Linked DNA regions of Homo sapiens: region 2 is linked to region 1. A link is a contact called in ENCODE Hi-C or POLR2A ChIA-PET data. All regions are on one chromosome and are shown on one strand. The core of a region is the stretch at or near the end of the contact, and the rest is flanking DNA. Distances in the headings are between cores, read along the strand shown.

The links. Hi-C counts contacts between places; a loop is a spot of excess contacts on that map. ChIA-PET counts read pairs that join two places held with the same protein, here RNA polymerase II (POLR2A). Pooled maps may share reads with other maps.
Region 2: a loop to region 1 is called in a map of PC-3, with 2.6 times the contacts of the local background. The contact joins two enhancer-like sites. A Hi-C loop is called at or near these places in 3 of 168 maps with a recorded cell type or tissue (Caco-2, Calu3 and PC-3) and 1 of 50 pooled maps. POLR2A ChIA-PET finds 5 or more read pairs at or near these places in 6 of 52 experiments (GM12878, H1, MCF 10A and 3 more).

What each region holds. Positions count from the first base shown.
Region 1 is chr5:168,650,724-168,656,516 of GRCh38, reverse strand. No RefSeq gene overlaps it. Among named protein-coding and RNA genes, the nearest start is that of SLIT3-AS2, 53 kb to the left of the region's middle. Within about 2 kb of position 2,081, at least 8 of the 41 ENCODE cell types and tissues checked have a DNase peak (open chromatin) inside an H3K27ac peak, as active enhancers do.
Region 2 is chr5:168,610,385-168,616,177 of GRCh38, reverse strand. No RefSeq gene overlaps it. Among named protein-coding and RNA genes, the nearest start is that of PANK3, 34 kb to the right of the region's middle. Within about 2 kb of position 3,022, at least 5 of the 41 ENCODE cell types and tissues checked have a DNase peak (open chromatin) inside an H3K27ac peak, as active enhancers do.

The DNA.
Region 1 (5,793 bases), core at 832-3,331:
CAGCTGAGTCTAAAAGCACATGCTTTTCCACTCTGCCAGGCTGCCCCACCTTTGGTTATGAGAACAATGATCTCTATTCTACATTTTCCATGGGTGGAGGAGAGGCTGCCAGATACGCATCTGAAGAATAGAGGAGGTTGTGGGTCTGGGCAGCCCAGATCAGTGGTGTGAGTCACATAGGCTAGGCAGGCCTTAGCCCATAAGGAGCATAGTCCATATACATCTTTGTGGACAATTAGGACTTTTCAGCTGATAGGGGCCACTGCAATGTAACCGATATCCTCTACCTCCGCCTACACTTGAGAAAAAGCAAATGAAATGGAGTCCTGGGGCTGCCACTGACTTGCTGTGTCACTAGATATGTCACTCTGAGCATCTGAAAAATAAAAAGGAGGAGGAGGGAGGGAAGGTGGCCTGATAAAATGTACCTATGCCCCAGAAAAGTTGCTGGCAAGAACTTTTTATAAGAAATAAATTTTTATGGCCGGGCGTGGTGGCTCACGCCTGTAATCCCAGCACTCTGGGAGGCTGAGGCAGGTGGATCACCTGAGGTCAAGAGTTGGAAACCAGCCTGGCCAACATGGTGAAACCCTGTATCTACTAAAAATACAAAATTACCTGGGTGTGGTGGTGCATACCTGTAATCCCAGCTACTTGGGAGGCTGAGGCAGGAGAATCGCTTGAACCCACGAGGTGGAGGTTGCAGTGAGCCAAGATCACACCACTGCACGCCAGCCTAGGCAACAAGAGCGAAACTCCATCTCAAAAAATAAATAAATAAATTTTTTATAAGGGATAAATTTATGTAGTAAATATATTTTGTAAAAACTCTAAGTGCCATAGAGGAATGGATTAATCCTAGAAACAGTATCTAATCTGTATTCCTTTCTCAGGGCTACCATAACAAAGTACCACAAACTGGCATAAAACAACAGAAATCTATTATCTCACAGTTCAGGAGGCCAGAGATCCAAAAGTCAAGGTGCCAGCAGGGTTGGTTCCTTCTGGAGGCTGAGAGAGGGAAACCGTTCATTCCTCCCTCCTACCTTCTCTTCCGACGGCTGCCGGCCATGCTTGGCATTCTTAGCTTGTGGATGCATTGCTGTCATCTCTGCCTACCTCGCCTTCACAGGACCTTCTTCCCTGTGTGTCTGTGTGTCCTTTTCTATCTCATAAGGATACTTTCACTGGATTTAGGATTCGGCCTAATCTAGCACAATCTCATCTCATATTCCTTTACCTTAATTACATTTGCAAAGACCTTATTTCCAAATAAGCTCACATTCTAAGGTTGTAAGTGGACAGGAATTTTGGGAGAGACACTATGCAACCCACTACAGAACCTAATGTCCTCATTTGAGGAAGCTGAGGCCTTGAAAATTTAAGTGACTTGCCCAACCAAGGTCATACAGTTTTATACAATTTAATGTGCATAAACAATATTAGAGGAGAGGCAGGTGCATGGTGTGATTTTCAGAGACCACGCACCACTGGACAAACCTTCATAGATCAAAATAATAAGACCATCCTGCATGAACAAAGTCCAGAGGGAGCCTGCCCAAAATATGTTCTATAACTTCAACCCATATTTCTCCCTCCTGGGGAACTGAAGGGGGTAGGTGTTAGCACCACAGAAAAATTATCGAAGCCAGAAAGATCAGAGAGCCAGCAGTGTCTTGCCAGCCATCTCTGTAACCAAACACACAGTTTGAGAGAAGCCCCCACCTCCAGTTTCCTCCCCCTACAATTTCCCCTACTTACAGTTCCAAAACCCTGCCATGATATTAATCAGAGAAGCACCCAACCTGGCCCACACTTTATGATGTGTGTCTCCGAAACCTCACCAGTTCTCATGGCCAGGTGTAGCTGTTAGGAATTTAAGTGGCAACTTGATCCTTAGCTGTTTCTCCACGATTTTCTGCCTGATTATAAATACTGCTTTGTGAAAATCCAGCCACACCACAGTCTCAGTCGAGCTGCATTTTTTCGAAACTCAGCTTTCCTTCCTGGGCATACAGCATCTGTTTCCAGTCAAGAGCCAGGGCGAGCCCGGCTTCCACGTGGCCTGCCACAGAAGGCCCAGCCATGGTACTTAAAAGCTCGTGGGCCTCAGATAATTGGCCTCCTAACCAAATTCAGCTGCTGGGGCCTGATCAGAAACTGCTGGGTTTCTTTTTCCCTAAGCCGATTTAATTCCCACCGCCAAGCCCTCTGACCTTATTTTCTTTCTTTCTCTGGCCTAATTCCTGGAAAATGGAGTCTGGAAATACCTAGGGACTACTTGGGTGGGCTCCAAAGCTTCAGGGAGAAGAGATAGGACTGAAGGATGCAAAAGGGATGAAGAGAGAAGCCAGGCACCAAGGCCACATCTTGTGACTCCATTTACAGGAAATATACCGTTTAGGTAAATGCATATCGGTGGCTGCCAGGGGCTGGGGGAGACGGAACTGGGAGTGACTACCTCATGGGTACAGAGTCTCCTTTGAGGGTGATAAAAATGTTTCGGAGCTAGATAGAAGTAATGGTTGCACGACATTGGGAAGGTACTGACACTGAATGATATGCTTTAAAATGGTTAATTTTATGGTATGCGAACTTCACCTCAAAAAAAACAGAAAGAGGGAAGGAAAAAAGAGGGGGTGGAGTAGGATGAGGAAGGAAGCCCTGGAGCTCAGGAGCAAGAGCTACAGAGATGTTCTGGAACAGAACACAGCTAATACTAAATTAACCCCTTGCTTTCCAACCCAATGCCTCAGGCCGAATGCCTAGAGCAGTTTCCCTAGGCACTGTGGCTGAGGAATTGTGCCCTGGGCCAGCTGGTGGGCCCCCTAAAGCTAAGAATGTTCTGCCTCTTCAAAGCATCTGCTCAATCCTGGACTCTTTTCTCTGACAATGTTTTCAGAGGGAGGTGCCCTCCCTATTTCAGGAGCAGAAAATGAACTCAAGTGTCGTGAATTACAGTGGGGGAAAAAATTTATTTTTTTTAAATTTAGGCTTCTCAGCCTTCTTACTCAAAAATACTAAAAATATACATTGCCTTTTCTAAATTAAACTTAATTCCTACTTTGAGCCCCCATCCTGCTTCATAGCAAAAACTTAATTATCTCATTCAGTTCAGTGTCTGGCATTTCTCTTCTCCAGGATACCCCTTGAGTTCCAGGTGCCTCACATCCTGTGAAGATGTTTGCTCCTTGCTGTCTTCATGTATTCATGCCAGCTGCCACGATGGCCTGGACATCTAGACTACGTTTGCTTTAACTCTGCAGCAAATCTTTTCCAGGTCTGCAGAGTCTATATGTCATGACTCTGCTCCCCCTGGAAGTCTGGGGACACCTGGAGGCTGCTATGCCATACTGGCACTACAAGAAATGAGGTGGAGGCCAGGCACGGTGCCTCACACCTGTAATCCCAGCACTTTGGGAGGCCGAGGTGGGTGGATCACCTGAGGTCAGGAGCTGGAGACCAGCCTGGCCAACATGGTGAAACCCTGTCTCTATCAAAAATACAAAAATGAGCTGGGCGTGGTGGTGGGCACCTGTATTCTAGCTACTCAGGAGGCTGAAGCAGGAGAATCACTTGAACCTGGGAGGCAGAGGTTGCAGTGAGCCAAGATCACGCCCTTGCACTCCAGCCTGGGCAACAAGAGCAAAACTCCATCTCAAAAAAAAAAAAAGAAAAGAAAGAAATGAGGTAGAGCTGAGGTTGTTCACCCACTTGTTTGCTACTCTTAGACGCACAGAAAAATCATTCTACTGCTCCCACGTTACCCAGGGTATTGGGAACCCTTCAAGGCTGACTCAGACCCGGGATGGAGCAGCTATTTCACCCCTACTTCTTTTGTGCCATCTTGTGGCACAGGAAGAGATTCGTGTATGTGCCCCTTTCCCAGGTTCCACCTGCAAAGCAGGCACAGTTCTCCTCCTCTCTCCAATTTTCCAAACCTGTATGAGTCTCTGAAGTGGAATTCAAATATACATTTGACTGAAAAGCTCGGGTACTTCCTCCTACACATTACCTTGTTGGAATGTGTGTGTGTGTGTGTGTGTGTGTGTGTGTGTGTGTGTGTGTGTCAGGATCTTGCTCTGTCTCCCAGGCTGGAATGCAGCGGTGCAATCACAGCTCACAGCAGCCTCGACCTCCCAGGCTCAAGTGATCCTCCCACCTCAGCCTCCTGCATAGCTAGGACTACAGGCGTGCACCACCACACTCAGCTACCTTGTTGGATTTAATTGGCACCTTAGAAAGATGTAAATCTTTTGATAGCAGTTGAGGTAAGGAGACTTTCAGGTATAAAAACAGATAATCCTACATAGTGGAGCCTCAAGAGCATTGTTAACAGGGTGCAAAAACAGAAACTGTCAAGCAGAAGTTTGTCAATGTGCCCCTGCCTGCTCTGTGTGCACACATTTCACCAAAGCTCTGGGGTCCGGATAGGAAAGCCCTGCTGGGACGAAGTGCACTTGGAAAGTCAAAAAGACACAGGGGTTTATATAAAAATGAATATCTGAATAATTCCAGGCAATGAACAAACCTTGAAAACATGCTAAGTGAAGGAAACCAAACACAAAAAGCCACATATCCATTTATATGATATGTCCACAGTAGGCAAATCCATTGAGACACAAAGCACACTGGTGGTTGCCAGGGACTAGGAGGAAGTAGAAATGGGGGTGACTAATGGGTCTGGCATTTATTTTTGGGGATGATGAAACTGTTCTGGAACTAGTAGTGATAGTTGTACATCATGAATGTCCTGGAAGTTACTGAGTTACACACTTTATACTTGTAAAAATGGTGAATTACTATGTGAATTTTACCTCCTTAAAAAAAATCCAGGCCAGGCACAGAGGCTCAACACCTGTAATCTCAACACTTTAGGAGGCCAAGGCAGGTGGATTGCTTGAGCCCAGGAGTTGGAAACCAGCCTGGGCAATATGGCAAAACCTCATCTCCACAAAAAAATACAAAAATTAGCCAGGCATGGTGGTGCATGCCTGTGGTCCCAGCTACTGGGGAGGCTGAGGTGGGAGGATCACCTAAGCCTGGGGAGGTCGAGGTTGCAGTGAGCTGTGATCTCACCACTATACTCTAGCCTGGGCAACAGAGTGAGACCCTGTCTGAAAAAAAAAAAATCAAGATATATTTGGGTTTGGTCAGAGGTCTCAGGGAGGGAGGGAGTCTACATTGAAGTAGGGTTTGGGGGTACGCTAGCTTTTGTCTTTGGATATGCAGTTCAGGACAGTTTGTCTTTGGATATGCAGTTCAGGACAGTTTGTCTTTGGATATGCAGTTTTAGGACAGTTTTTGTTATCTCCTAGCTTTTGTCTTTGGATATGCAGTTCAGGACAGTTTGTTTAACTCCATCATCTCATCACTCTAAAAATTTTTGGTGTATCTAGTTCAGACGCTCCAGCCCTTGATAAGTCTTAACTGGAACAGAAGAAAATTCTGAGATTTAGAATTTTGCTTATTTCCAAACAACTGTGAATGTCTAGAGTTGGAGGCAAAGACTTCTAGTCCCAATAGAAGGCACCAATCTACTGTCTGGAAAAATCCTTTAGCCCTGTGTCCCTCTCCTTCTAGCCCCACTGTGAAAGAACATATCATTCTCTAGTCATAATAGTGACCATCGTGGGTTAAAAACCCTTACTATTTGCCAAGTCTGGTGCTAAGCATTTCATTTAATCCTCATCAAAAAAAAAAAAAGAAAAAAGAAAGAAAGAAAAGAAAAGAAAAAGAAAATGGCAAATGGCAATACAAGGTCTCAATCAGTTAAGCATCATTCTTAAGATC
Region 2 (5,793 bases), core at 1,773-4,272, 41 kb after region 1:
TCTGAAATACTCCAAAACTTTTGAAATCCCCAAGAAAAGAACTGGAAACCCAACAGAAAAATGATCAAGTGATATACCTAGACAATTTACAAAAGAGGAAACTTGAGTGGCTAATAAGCACAAAAAAAAGAAAGAAAAATAGAAAAAGAAAAAAAAGCCTACACTTACTGCAAACAATGAAATATAAACTAACATTAGATATCTCCATCAGATTAGCAAAAATTTGGAAGTCAGAAAATACCAGTGTTGGCAAGGACAGGGGAAATGCCAACAAATCCTTTTGTATTACTGATGGGAGCGAAAATGAGTAGAACTAAACCCGAAAGCAATCTGGCAGAAGTTCCACACTCATCAATTCTAACATACACGTTTTTGGTGCGCCATGAACTGAGGAGAGGATGGCCTGCAGAAAACCTCATGTTCACTCCTCCAATGTCCTGTAAACCTTCAGTTCCTCATGATCTAAACAGAAGTCATCACCTTGCCCTACCTGCCCACTCCACCCCTACTCTGTTTCTCCTACTGAAGTCCCTACTAGTGATAGTGACAGGAGGCAGACAAATCCGAGGCAGACAAATCCTAGGTAGACAGGGATGGGTCCCCAGTAAAACCCCACCTTCAAACCAAAGACAGTTTAAAGCCTGAAAACCAAGCTGCTGCTTCCGGATGAAGTCTGGACCAGAGTGAGAACTTGCATTCCTATTTACTTGCTCTTTCCCAATTGATTCTTTCTGAATAATGGCTTTGAACCAATAAAATGTTGCCTTTTCTAATGCTACCTACATCCTGCACCTCCCCCATTGTGTGCCTATAAAAACCCCAAACTCAGCCACACTGGGACACAGAGAGACCACCCGACTTTGGGTGGTAGACCATCCTCGTGTCCCCTCTCTGCTGAGAGCTGTTTTGTCACTCCATAAAACTCTTCACCTTGCTTACCCATGGCTGTCAGCATAAGCTCATTCTTCTTGGATGCAGGACAAGAACTCAGGACCCTGCTGAATGCCCATATGAAGAAGGCAGTAACACCATAGCCCATCAGCCACCCCATGCAATGGGAAGTAGTGCTGGGGCTGAACTAGCCTCTGGGCTGCTGGCCAGAGCATGGTGATGAGACTGACAGAGAGCTCTTAATGCACCGCCATCCATCAGGCTGTGGATGGCGGGATTGAAAGAGCTATCATCACACCCCCTCTGGGGCCTCGGGGTCACAGGCACCCCTGTTTGGGACCACCACGTTCCCCTCTTCTGGACACTGGAGTCCACCAAGGGAGTTGCTTGCAACCTGCCTGGTCCAGCCACAGCCCCGCATGGAGCCTGCTCCTGGAGCAGCCAGCCAGACCCCACACTCACTCACTCACACACTTCCTCCCACCATGGGCTGAGCATGCAGTCATTGTGGCCACAAGATCTGCGCCAGAGTAGTCAGGGCCTCTCCTACCGTGGGCCCATACTTCAGCAAGGTTCATGAGGGGCATCGCCAACCGGAAGTTTCCGGCCCACAGAGTGACCAAGAAAAATCCTTCATCACTAGGTTAATGGTATCACCATGTCCCAGTGACCTAAGAAGACAACTTGGGAGTCAGCGTGTAGTGCTCCCACTCCCTCCGGGTCACTCCTCAGTCAGTTACCCATTTGATGGTTCCATCTCAGAAGGGTCATGCATCCCTCCACTTCATTTCATCCCTACTGCCACAGATTTAATGCAAGACCCAATTATTCCTCTTTTCAATGACTCCAGTAGCCTCGATCCTGCATCTTCCCCTTCCCTCCCCTATTCATTCTGCACTCCAGCTGCCAGGGTGATCTTTCTGAAATATAAATGGGTTCACATCACTCCCATGCTTAACAACATTCCAGCAGCTCACCAAAGGTCAAGTCCTTTAAATTGGGTACAACATCTTCACCATCTGGTCCCTGCCTCTCTCTTCAATCTCATTGCTCTGTTCTCCCACATGCAACCTTTGATCCCAAACATTCACTCGTGGCACCATAGTCTACTCTGCCCTGGAAGGTCCAAGGCTGGTCAGTTAAGAGAAAATTAGATTATATAAGTAGTTAGTCAGAGTAGATTAGCATAATAAATATTTACCTTAAGCATTTTTACAACTCTGGGTTTTACATCATTGCAATCTTACCCCAAAACTGCATGAGCAATATAAAAAAACTTCTGTATACCTTTTACCCAGATTCACCTATTGTTTCTATTTAGCCCCATTTGCTTTGCTTTAAAATTCTATTTTTTTATATCATTTATCTCAACTCTTTGAAAATATATTGGAGACATTATTCCCCTTTACCCCTAAATACATCAGGGTGAATTTCCTAAGAACAAGGATTATACATAATCATGTATAATTATCAAAATCAGGATATTTATCATTGATATGATACTATTTGTTATCTACAGCCCATATTCAAATTTTATCAGTTGTCCTAAAAATGTTCTTTAAAACTGTTCAGGATTACATATTACATCTATTTGTTATGCCTCTTTGGTCTCCTTTAATCAGCCCATCGTTGATGTTGTTGTTGAGATAAGGTTTCCCTCTCCCACCAGGCTGGAATGCAGTGACACCATCATAGCTCACTGCAGCCTCGAACTCCTGGGCTCAAGAAATCCTCCCACCTCAGCATCCTGAGTAGCTGGAACTACAGGCACTTGCCACCATGCCCAGCTAATTGTTTTTTCATTTTTGGTAGAGACAGGGATCTCACTATGTTGCCTAGGCTTGTCTCAAACTCCTGGCCTCAAACAATCCTTCCACCTCAGCCTCCCAAAGTGCTGGGATTACAGGTGTGAGCTGCTGCGCCCAGCTCACTGCCCTTCTTGACATTGATATTTTTTAATTGTGCAGGCCAGATATTTTGTAGAATGTCACTCAACTTGTGTTTATCTCATGTGTCCTTGTGACTAGGTTGAAGGTTTGCCTTTTTGGCAGAAGTACCAGTGAAATGATTTAGCGTGGTGCTCAGTGCACCACATCAGGAAGTACATAATGTCAGCTCCACCCAGTATTCATGATGTCAACTTTGATCACTTGCTTAAGGTGGTATCTGCCAGCTTTCTGCACTTTTAGTATTTTAGTACTTTCTCTTTACCTTAAACCACATTAATGTGTATTCACTCACCAATCTTTTCATTCAAGGCCAAGGCTTTTTTTTTTTTCTTTTTTTAGTATAGGTCTGCTAACTGGATCTGCCAGTGTGTTTTCTATAGTGGTGTTGTTTCAGATTTTCAATTTCTGATGACTTAAAGAAGAGCAAGAACTTAAAGCCACCTTCGAAGTAATCTTGAGTGCTGAATTATTCTAGAATTTCTATTTTCTCCATTTTTTACGTAAGCAACTTGGCTTCATCAATTTCTTCCAATGTTTTCAGCTTTGTTTTCATGGTAACAACTCTCTTTTCATACTCATATTAATTGATAGATATAACATTTAACTAATTTATATAATTACTACAACAAATGTGGAAGGTGTGGCCTAATCTAGCAAGGCAATTAAGTAGAAGTCAATTAACACAGCTTTTGCTGTAAATTAAGATTCCCAGAATTGAATGAGTATTCAAATTGAAAAATTCTACCAAGCATCAAGCAAAACAAATTTAAGACTCATCCCAAAGGTTCATCATTGTGAAATATCTCTTTACTGGATAAAGAAACAATCCTAAAAGAACCCAGAGAGCGAAAAAAAAAAAACTCACATATAAAGGAAAGGGAGCCATAATTGCAACCGATTTTTCAACAGGCTTGAAAATTCTTATGAAAAATTATTTTCAATCACGACCTCTCTGCAAAGCCCAGCTATCAATCAAGTGTGAGGGAAGTCCAGCCACCTACTTAGTTATGCAAGATCTCTCAAGCAATCTTTCTTATGGAAGCATGAAGAATGTATAAGGAATGCAGTAACACAGTGGAAGAGAAAATAGAGGGCTAACCCACACATGTGGCAGGTATCAGCTGGCTAGATTCGAGAAAGAAGATGTAGGGAAGCAGAAGAGAGGTCTCTTGGGGGGTGTGGAGAGAGGGGGAAGCATGGAATTGATAATCTGATGTCTTCGAACATTTATAAATCTTCTTGATAGGCATTTGACAAATCTGTGGAAACACTGGGAACAAAAAGCAGTAAGTACCTTGAAAACTGAGCAAATGCCAAAAATCGAAGCACCTCGTTAACGAGAAAGAAAAGCTAATTACAAAAGAAAAAAGAGGGCCAAGTGCGGTCGTTCACACCTGTAATCCTAACAACTCAGGAGGCTGAGGCTAGAGGATCACTTGAGCCCAGAAGTTCAAGGCTGTGGTGAGCTATGATCACACCACTGCAAAAAAGTGTCATAACACACTTATTGACTGAATAAAGGGAATATTTATCTAGTTCGTGTAATGCAATCTCTAGTGACTTAACAAAAATGATGTATACCTAGAATATGAACTTTATGACAGCTGAGATCTTGCCCTATTCCCTTCTATATCCAAGTATTTCAAAGGTCAGTATAGGGCATATTAATTTTTTTCTTTTAATTATAGCATTTGAGTCCAGAATTTTCAATAAAAGGTAACAGAGCTTTTCTTTAAGAGCTCTACTGTGAGAAAACATTAGACATTCTGGGGACATACAGAAAACTAGCTGGTGAGAAGCAGCCCACCATTCTCCCTGGCATTTCATCTATAGGAGAATATGTTGCTCCCACAGATTGTCCCCAACGTCAATTTCCTCTCGTGGCGTCCCAGCCCTGAATATTCACAACTGGGTCACTTTGTACTTATGCTATGCCTGTTAGAATAATTCACTGAACTTGAAGCGATGTCAGTCATCAGGAATGCTGTGAATGTCCTAGTGAAAATTTCTTTTCTAAGGCACACTTGTTCATGGCTTTAGCCTATCTTAACAGACAAGAAAAGCTTCTAAGGTTCTTGGGCCCCAGAGTCTGCATCATTCGGTTCTATAAGTTTTTATTCTCCATACAGCTGTAGATCTCGAATTGCTCACAACGCAGAAGATCCTTTATCCCAATTGTCTTTAACTTTTTGCTTCCTGATTACCGACATCAGAAACAAAAACCACAGAATTTTTAGAAAACGTAAAATAGAAAAACAATCCTTCCTAATAACCAGAGATGACACTCCTAAGCTTTTTCTTTTTCTAAGTGATTTTTTTTCTTCTCACCACTGAGATAGTAATATCTCAATATGACTAAGAAGCCACTGTAGGTGTCTAGTTTATTAACCATACAAAATAAATATTTTCTCACTCATTAAAAAAACTCTTAGGACCTGTAATCCCAGCACTTTGGGAAGCTGAGGCAGGCGGATCACTTGAGGTCAGGAATTCAAGACCAGCCTGGCCAACATGGTGAAACCCCATCTCTACTAAAAATACAAAAATTAGCCAGGCATGGTGGCGGGCACCTGTAATTCCAGCTACTCAGGAGGCTGAGGCAGGAGAATTGCTGGGCAATAGAACGAGACTTTGTCAAAAAAAAAAAAAAAAAGAAAGAAAAAGAAAAACCTCTCAGGAACAGTATGAAAGATTTTCAAAAATTATTCCCTTTAGGGGAGATTTATAGCTGATAGGTAAACACCTTTTTATAAAAGTGGTAACAGATTCCATATTTCTCTAAGAAGCCCTCTCACAGGGCCTTTCCTTGGCTTTTTGACTCTAGGAAAGTGCATGTGATATAGTGGGGTGCTGCTTATGATCTGGGGCTCTGTACTCAGGCCAACTTCCATCCTAATCCCAGCATGCCTCTTACTAGCTAGTGACTTCAGAAGTTTCCTTCTCTGTGACTCAC